Linked DNA regions of Homo sapiens: region 1 is linked to region 2. Evidence: chromatin loops called from intact Hi-C (ENCODE). Cell type or tissue: natural killer cell. All regions are shown on one strand.

Evidence for each region. Peaks named below come from ENCODE experiments on the same cell type or tissue, not always from the same donor. Only the 100,000 strongest peaks of a DNase experiment are listed, where the experiment ranks them.
Region 1: a loop joins it to region 2, with 2.8 times the contacts of the local background. A loop is called at or near these places in 2 of 110 quality-filtered maps.

What each region holds. Positions count from the first base shown.
Region 1 is chr16:50,507,648-50,512,647 of GRCh38, forward strand. No RefSeq gene overlaps it. Among named protein-coding and RNA genes, the nearest start is that of NKD1, 38 kb to the right of the region's middle. In natural killer cell, a CTCF peak has its summit at 2,116 (motif pointing left); a DNase peak (open chromatin) is centred at 2,124.
Region 2 is chr16:50,324,765-50,329,764 of GRCh38, forward strand. It overlaps BRD7 (bromodomain containing 7), which reads right to left. Exons shown (of 17, transcript NM_013263.5): 9 at 3,905-3,980; 10 at 1,520-1,627; 11 at 984-1,119. Among named protein-coding and RNA genes, the nearest start is that of MIR6771, 35 kb to the left of the region's middle. RefSeq lists an enhancer at 2,596-2,645. In natural killer cell, a CTCF peak has its summit at 2,436 (motif pointing right); a DNase peak (open chromatin) is centred at 2,507; H3K27ac peaks cover 3,747 bases.

The DNA.
Region 1 (5,000 bases), 180 kb after region 2:
TTATCCCCATTATACAGATGTGGAAACTGAGGCCCAAGTTGTCAGAATCTCTTTCCTTTGGATGTTCTGCACTTATCTAGCCTGAATCCTCCAGGCCTGGAGCTAGGACTCTCTCCTGTCTTTCACTTTGATTGGTGGCCTCAGAGGCAGGGCCTGGGTGTCTTCTGGCATGAGGGCTGAGCAGGCATTTGCCTGCCACCAGCTCTAAGGGTCCCAGGAAGAAGGAGACCAAGAGGCTGGACATTCCTTGCTACAAACTCCAGCGTTCTAAGCACGGGGAGGCCTGGGGCGCAGCAGGGTGAAGGTGCCATTGCTGAGGGGTTTTAATGCTGTTCCCAAACAGCTCTGCCCTCAAAATGGACAGCCCTCAGTTTCCCTACAGAGCCTGGGTCTGGAGGTTACCCTTTGGGTGTTTCTTACCTCCCTGCCAGGTCTGCAAGGTCAGAGAAAACATAAACTCTTCTTGTCCCACCCTCAAGAAGGCAAGGTCTCTGAGAGCTCTGGGGCTGCCCTCACCTGTGAGCTCCCATGAAGTCTCACCCAGGATCACACGGTGGGTAGAGGCAGAGGAGGGCTCTTACTGGGGTCTTTAGACTGAAACCCGCCTTTGTTCCCAGGACACTTTTGTTTTCCAAAACATTTTAGGTAAGGAAGTCTCTGTTTGCCCAAGTGACATACTATGTGTAACCCTGAGAAAACAGAGAAAAGGGCCATGACTCGTGGAACACGGTTGAAAATCTTGCCTCTCTGCTGCTCAGCTCCTCAAGGGCAGGGGCAGGGGTGGGGTCATCCCATTTTTCCCTCTATCTTTCATGATGTCCAGTGCTGGCCAGGCCACCAGCTGGATTCCATTTGTAGTGCTGTGTTGTGTGGCCTACAGAGTGATTTTTATTTTACTTTTAATTTTTTAATAAGCTTTTTTTGCATAATTTACATACTGTAAAATGCTCCCTTTTTGGTGTACAGTTGTATGAATTTTGTCAGATCACCACCATAATCAATACATTAGATCATTTCCATCACTCCCCAAAATGTAACCCCCGCCATCTCCCTTTCGGGCAATCCCTGCCCCCATCTCCAATCCTTGTTAGCCACCATCTGTTTTCTGTCCCTATAGTTTTGCCTTTTCTAGAATGTCCTAGAAATGGAATCCTACACTATGGAGACTTTTGAGTCAGAGTGCCTTGACTTAGCAGAATGCATTTGAGATTAGGTATTTTATTTTATTGCATGTCTCGGTAGTTTATTCCTCTTTCTTGCTGATTAGTATTCTGTCATGGACATACCACAATTCATTTATCCATTCCCCAGGCAAGGGACATTTGGATTGGTGTTTACAGATAAAGCCATTATAAACATTCATAGATAGATTTTTGTGTGAACATAAATTTTTATTTCTCTTGGGTAAATACTTAGGAGTGGAATTGCTGGGTCACATAGTAAGAGTATGTTTAACTTTATATGAAACTGCCAAATGGTTTCCAATGTAATGGTACCATTTTGCATTCCTGCCAGCAAGGTAAGAGAGTTCCAATTGCCCAGCATATTCATTCACCAGCACTTGGTATTGGGAGTTTTTTTTTAAAAAAATGTAGCCATCCTAACAAGTGCACAGCATTAACTTATTGTGGTTTTAATTTGCATTTTCCTAAAGATTAATGTTAGGCATCTATTCATGGGCTCTTGTCCATCTGTAAGTCTCATTTGAAGAGTCCAACTCTTTTGCTTATTTTGTTTTTAATTGGGTTTTGAGAGTAATTTATATATTCTGGATACATTACAAAGTGTTTTTAAAAATAAGAATCTGTCACAGCCAAATAAATGAAGCAGTAAAAAAGAATCAGAATCTGTTTAAAATATTTAAAGGGACTCCTAGAGATCTCACGTAGACATGGATTTCTGGTTTCATTTGTTTTTAAAAAGGAAGATATGACAAGGCTGAGCTCAGCATCCCACGTGGCCACAATGGCAATGGCTGGTGGTGCTTGCACCCTTGCTGGGCTGTGTTCTCCAGTCTCTTTACATACCAACCTGGCTCCTGTGGGCATTTGCGTTTGAGACCCCCTGAATAACACATTCTTTGTTTGACCCATGATGTGTGTTGTCTGCATATAGAGCGCCCCCTGGGGCTGAGTTCAGGTTTTGCACTGCTTTTCTTCCCATCTTCCCAATTGCCCCTTAACGGGGACTGAATCCCTCAAGCCCACTTATTCAAATAACCACAAGATCCCTCTTTCTGCCCTTTGGTTCCTTGATGTTCCCACCTGTCCACCATACTGTGCCATTTGCATGGTAGTTTATGTGGGTAGCATCCCTTAGAGTTGTGCAGCGTGCAACCCTCACTGCCAAACATGCTGGTCCTCTTTGTTCTTCCCTAGCCCAGGGCTCTGGTGTTTGCTGTTTGCTCACCAGGTAGGAAGATGCTATGTCGCAGAGACCAGAACCTGATGTTGTCCCAAGACAAGCTCCCCTCTTGGCTTTTGGTTTTAAAAGTATAATTTCACTGCAAGGATTTTACTGGACCAGTGGTTCTCAAACTTGAGCACGCACCAGTATCCCTTGGAAGGTTTGCCGAAACACAGATTACTGAGTTCCACTCCCAGAGTATCTGGTTCAGTAAGTATTAAGATGGCGTAAAAATGAATGTGCATTTGAAACAAATTTCCAGGTGGTGCAGGAGCTGCTGGTCCAGGACCACACTTTGAGGATTACCGTATTAGATTATCCTGTCAGGGAGAGGGAGGAGGAGAGAGACTCTGAGTGGAGGAGGTTGACTTTGGGAGAGGAGGTGATGAGAGGAAAATTAAAGTCCCTGAGAGTGTGAATTCTATAATCCTTAAAGTAGTAGGACAGTACCTGGGAAGAGGGGGGTGGTGGTCCCTCCAAAGGAAACAGCTACACCTAGAGTGGCTGGACTGAGTTTCTAGGCCTTGGCAAAGATCCTATGCTCAGGTGTGGCTGGAGGCATCATAGCTGCAGCCTCTGAGGGACCCTGTAGTGTTGTGCAGCTCTGCTGTGGGGTGGGGACCCATCAACAGTGACCAGTCAGGCTGCTGGGAGGGTGCTTGGAGTCATATTTCTTTAGTCTTATTATTTACTATTTATTAAAAATATTTTCCAAGCTTTATTGAAGTATACTTGGCAAGTTAAAATTGTATATATTTGCAGTGTACAATGTGATATTTTTGAAATACATACACATTATGAAATAATTACCAACATCAAGCTAATTAACATGACCATCACCTTACATAATTGTGTGTGTGTGTGTTGGGAATATTTAAGATCTATTCTCTTAGTAAATTTAAAGTATACAGTATGACTTTAACTATAGTCACCATACTGTACCTTAGATATCCACAACTTATTCATTCTTCAAAGCTGAAACTTTGATCCCTTTGACCATTTCCCACAGCCCTAGCACTGACAACCACTATTCTATTCAATCTTCTGTGAGTTCAGCTTTTTAAGATTCCACATATAAGTGAGATCATACAGTATTTGTCTTTCTGTTTGGCTTTTTCACTTAACATTATGTCCTCCAGGTTCACCCATGTTGTCACAAGTGACTGGATTTCCTTTTACTCTAAGACTGGATAGTATTCCATTGTATGTGTGCAACACACACACACACACACAATTTTCTTTATCCATTCATTCATTGATGTAGTCTTAGTTGTATGGAACATGATGATGTTCCATATCTTGGCTATTGTGAATATTGCTGCAGTGAACTTGAGAGTCTATTTGAGATACTGATTTCACATCCTCCAGATATATACCTGGAAGTGGATTGCTCGATCATATGGTTGTTCTAGTTTTAACGTTTTGAGGAACATCCATAATGTTTTCCATAATGGCTGTACCAATTTACATTCCCAACAACAGTGTATGAGGGTTCATTTTTCTCTACATTCTTTCAAATACGTACCTTTTGTCTTTTTGATTATGGCAGTTCTAATAGGTGTGAGGTGATCTCATTGTGGTTTTGATTTACATTTCCCTCATTAGTGATATTGAGCATTTTTTAATATACCTGTTGGCCACTTGTGTGTCTTCTTTTGAGAAATGTCTACTTAGGTCATTTGTCCTTTTAAAAATTGGGTTGTTTCCTTGCTATTGAGTTGCTTGAGTTCCTTATATATTTTTGAAATTAATCCATTATCAGACATATTGTTTGCAAATATTTTCTCCTATCCCATAGATTATCTCTTAACTCCTATTCCACAGGTTGTTTCCTTTGCTATGCAGAAGCTTTGTAGTTTGATGTAATTCCATTTGTCTATTTTTGCTTTTGTTGCCTGTGCTTTTGAGGCCATATCCAAAAAATCATTGCCTAGATCAATGTCAAGAAGCTTTTTCACTGTGTTTTCTTCTAGTAGTTTTATTGTTTAGGCTTTGTGTTTAAGTCTTTACTCCATCTTGAGTTGATTTCTGTATATGATGTGAGATAAATGTCCAATTCCATTGTTCTGCCTTTGAATATCTAATTTTCCCAACATCATTTATTGAAGAGATTGTCCTTCCCCCATTTGTGTTCTTGGCACCTTAGTCAAAGATCAATTGACTGTAAATGTGTGGACCTATTCTGGGGCTGTCTATTCTACTCCACTGGTCTACATGTCTGTTTTTATGCTGGTATCAGGCTGTTTGATTACTATAGCTTTGTCCTATATTTTAAAATCAAGTAGTGTGATGCATCCAGCTTTGTTCTTCTTGCTCAAGATTTCTTGTCTGTTTAGGATGTATTGTGGTTCCATATGAATTTTAGAATTGTTTTTTCTATTACTGTAAAAAATACCGTTGGGAATTTTGAAGGGATTGCATTGAATCTACAGTTTGATTTGGGTAGGGCTATAGTTTGAATGTGTTCCCCCAGAAACATGTGTTGTAAACTTAATCCCCAATGTGACAGTGTTGGCAGATGGGGCCTAATGGGAGGTGTTTAGGTCATGAGGTCTCCACCCTCCTGAATGAATTAATACCTATTGTAAAAAGAT
Region 2 (5,000 bases):
AAAGCACTTGTCATCATTTGACAGGAGGGCATGGGCCTTTGCCAGTGTTGTTCCCCTGTGCAATCCCTATTTGTGGAATGCATAGATGCATGATCCAGAAAGAATTCATTCAGGCTGGTGAGGTCTAAAAGATTAAATGGCTTGATCTGAAACCACAGTCAACTTCGGACTTAAGGACCTCTACCTTGTAAAAACAACAACAACCAAACCACACTTACTAATGTAAAAGTGAACAGATTCCCTCTTTGTGAGAAAAGCAGGGGACTGGTGAATCTACAGGGTTAATTTCTTATATGTAATGAAAATTAGCAAGGTACTACTGCTAAGAAGGAATAATATCCAGTAAACTACTGCCATAACCCAAGCTCAGTGTCCCATCCTGAGCCAGAATCCTGCTAAGTCAGGATGGATCTCATTATGTTGATGGGATCCAAACTGCTCAGCATCCTAAACAGGAACACAGAGATGATCTTCCCACAGAAACATGCAATAAAGAATGGTTGAGTTTAACTGCAATGGTCTACCTGGCATGTGATTGGTCAAAAAGGCTTTTATGTGGGCTGCCTATGGAATAGAGCCATCCTATCCTGCCTCCTTTCTTGGGGAAAATGCACTGTAGGTTCCCAAACTGATCAAGTTTGGACCATAACTCACTGACACACAACATGTTATAAGACAGCAGATGGCACATCAACGTTTTGAAGTAACAAGTTCCTACACTTTAGTACTGGCTGAGGTACAGTCTCTTTAAAAATATATTTTTTAAAAATTAAAATACTGCAGATGCTACTATCAGGGAGACATGCTCTCTCTCTCCACTAAAGGATAATAGTAACTATGAATCCATTATTGTCAGCTTAAAAAAAAATTACTGAGCACATTTTTTTTTACTACTCGGCCAGCTTTGTCAGTCTATCCACAAATCATGTATGTACTTTAATGTTTTTAAACAAATGTAATCAGAATATTAACTGGAAACTCACCTGAAATCACTTGGAAGATCAGAGTCTTCCCCATAGGTTGAATAGATTAAATCAGAATCATCCTTGCTGATATTTGCAAATGTGGAGTCATAATGCGGTGCATAAGAACTGTAGGGCCCATAATTCAAATATAACACTGTTGAAAAAATCAAATACTGTAACACTATTCTTTAACTTGCATGTCAATCTATTTTGTTTTACCAAAAGATTATTTATTCTCTCCTAACTTTACTACTTCATTGGCTGGTTTGCAAATCTAAGATATTTTCTCTCAAACAGGTACTTGTAAAGTTACAACTCAAGTGAATTCTTCCCTACAAGGGAGAGGGAGAGGAACAAGAAAGAACAAAATTCATTTTGAATACTAATACCCAATTTTCCAGTCTCTTCTGAAGTTAATAAAATAGCTAATTAATGTTGCAAAAATACCACCAAGATACTGGTGCCCACCTAGTGAATAAAGCATAATCGTGCTTCCTTTCCCTAATATCCCAAAACAGAGAAGAGAAAAAATGACTCCTATGCAGGAGCCTCACCTGGAGTGACTTTGTTCCTTTTATCCTCTTTGAACCCCTGCAAAGTATTCACTCCAGACTGAAGTCTTCCAGTTGTCATTCCCAGTCTCACAGGGCAGTAGCCTGGCTCTACAACATAAAACAGAGCACAGTGAAGGAGGCCTACATGGCCATGACCCACGGGGCCCTCTGCCGAGTGACTCCGCACAAACCACTGCATGTCATCTGCATGACCGTGAAGGAGGCTGGGAAGCGCTTACTACATCCACTTTTATAAGAAAATCAAAGCTCAGAAAGGCAGAACTATAGCCAGGACCAAAACTCAGACCTGTTCATTACACTCTCCTGCTTCCTGGAATTCTTTATAATCATGTACACTTCACTTAAAAAATTAATTTTTATTAAAAACAAAAGCCACAAAAACTTTTAAAAGCTGGGACTTTTAATGTTAAGATGAAAGTTAACCAGTACAAAGGTTAGTAAAAGACTGAGGGAAAACACCTGCATTAAAGACAAAAGGGCTACTAACACATGAAGGATAAATGAGTATCTATGAAAGGCATACTTTTAGTGCAACGAGAACAGGCATTAGCCAGGAATGAATCCCTGTGATGAAGCTGGGAATACGTGACATAGAGAAATGTCACGTATGGGCACCTGAGGGGACTGCAAAAGATGCTGGCAGGAGAAGATGTGGTCTCCCACAGTATCTAACAGAGGGACATCTGCTCTCCTGAAGAAGAGTCTGAGTTTGTGTCACATGATCAGCCTTCAACGGAGGCTACTGCCATCAGTGACCAGTGTGGTGAAGGCACTGTTAAGCAACTGAACATCTAAATCAGATCTTCTCTCCTCAGCCAACAGTCTGGAATTTGGTTTCCTAATAGGTACGGGTACCAGACAATGAAGCTGAGAAGATGAACAGGGGTGTCTTCTACCTTAAACCATGAAAGTGGCCTACAGAGGGAGCTGTGCACACGGGGAGCCAAGTCAGCTTTGGCCACATTTGATTAGGTCTCAGAAACTGGAAACCCAGGAAACCAGAGCAAGGACAGAGACCACACTCGGCTTCACAGAAAGCAGCAGATCTTAAGGTGTCACCTACATCAGTTAGCTGCATCTCCTAACACCAAATGTTCACCACAGCTATAGTAGAAAGAGCAATGTTCTCAATCCTGTGGCATTCTTTGACCTATGATCATATAAAATTCTACTTGTCTGCATCAAAGTAGAAACTGAGTTTTGTTTTGAAAACAGCACTAGCTCCTTTTCTTCTATTACTGTTCTCCTCCTTTAGAGAACATTCATAGTCCCCTTCTTTCCATCTTCAAATGCTCTTCCCTGCTTCAAGGTTTTCACAACTGCTGTTCTCTCATCCCTTACTCAACCTAAACATCATCTCCTTAAGGATGCCTTCCCTGACCCCCAAACACTAGGTTGGTATCTTCTATTATGATCATAGCTGTTCTTTTCCTTTGTAGTATTTATTCATTATAGACACACACCTGCATAGTACTGATTAAGGACAGACTTCTCTTTATGTGAGTCCTCTTCCCCCGACTCCATAGAACAAGGAAAAGGGACTCCTCTCTCTCTGTTTTGTTCTCTACTACACAGCTAGCTCCTAAGACAGCACCCTGCTCACAGCAAACAATAAACATCAGAGACTGTTTCCTTAAGGGTAAAAATTCTGTCATTATTCATTTTCGTATTTCCAATTACTTCTTTCATTATGACAGTATGAAAATAAATTTGTTGAATAAATTAACATTCTCACATTTGCATATCTCAATACATGATTCTCTCCTCAGACCAGTGACAAAAAGTTCTAATTGTGACATCGAATTTCAAAATATAACCTATATGATTTCCATTAAAACATCATTTGAGAAAACAAAAATATGACTGAGGTTCTAAAGATTCCCAATCTTTACAAACTTTCTACTGACTATAGTGAAAGATACGATGTCACTAAGCATACACCTTCCATTATTATTAAGGCACTATGTGGCATATACATTCATTTTATTCCCTGAAATAAACAGTTAAATTTATAATATCATATTCTGTGTGTATGAGATACCTCTAAACTGAGTGTCTATACTAAAGTCTCTTAAAACCAGGGCTAGGAATTACTATCTAAAAGTTATGGCTTTGTTAATGGCGGGTTTAAAATATTTCAGGGACTTTGAATTTTAAGGAAAACTTGATATACTGTACCTATTTCAAGATGAAGTGAAAGTTAGGCTAGCTGTTACCATGAAATACATGATGTCTAGCTAGATCCTTTGTGCATAATGACACAGACTGATCAATATTCAAGCTTGTTGCTTTAAAATGTTAACCCAGGTTACTGTTCTCTGCCAAATAGCATCAAGTTCATGCACAGTTTTACTCTGATCCTACCTCCTACAATGGGATCCACAGGATGGAGAAGTCCCAACGTCGTTGTTCCATCTGGTTTTCTTCTTTCAAATTCGCACTGCAATGACCCAAAGTATTCAGATGGAATGAAGTGTTTTATACAAACAGGCTGAGTATCCTTTATCCGAAATGCTTGATACCAGAGTGTTGTGGATTGCAGATTTTCCCAGATTTTGGAATATTTACATATACATAATGAGATATCTTAGGGATGGAACATAAAATTCATTTATGTTTCATATACACTTTACAGATACAGCCAGAAAATAATTTTATACAATAAATAATTTTGTGCACCCGTCACATGAGGTCAGGTGTGGAAGTTTCCACTTATGTCATCATGTCGGAGCTCAAAAAATTTCAGATTTTGGAGAATTTCAGATTTCGAATTTCTGGATTAGGGATGCTCAGCCTGTACCATATTCATATATGCAGCAAACCACAAAGGCTTATTTTAACCAAACTAATATTACAGGTGGCTAATCATTAAACTCAAGATACTGACTTTCACACAGGGGATGATGGGCTAGAGAAATGGAGGTGAAGAAAATCTCAGAATTCTAAGAGCTCTGTGGGTCCTTAAGGCCACCTAGTCCTCCCCAGTCTATCAAAAAAGGCTACTATGGACCAGGTGAGGGCAGTGGCTTGCTTAAAGGCATGTATACACCTACTTGGCTTTAAAACCAACGTGACAGGGACCCACCATCTCACTGCCACCCAAGACATGGCTTCTGTTCCTAAGTCCCTGTTAAATGTTTCTTTCTGGAAACATTTAAGCTGGAACATGTGGTGAGCTAGTCAGGAGTGGAGGGACCAAGAAATGGGCAAAGGGAAGGAAGCATCCGTGGAGGAAATCCCAGGTGGCAGCCACTTCCTCGTTGAGTGGTATGGCTCATGTTTTAGATGCCTGTGCGTGAGTACAAGGACGCCCTGAAAACACTAGTGTATTTGGAGTGATTGTCGGCTGAGAGCCATCCATCGCACTGTGGTCAGGAAGGGCAGCCGGCAGCCACTGCAGCAAGATGGCCACTTTTGTGGGCTGCTTGTTTGGCAACAGGAGCCCAGCTAGCAGCAGAAG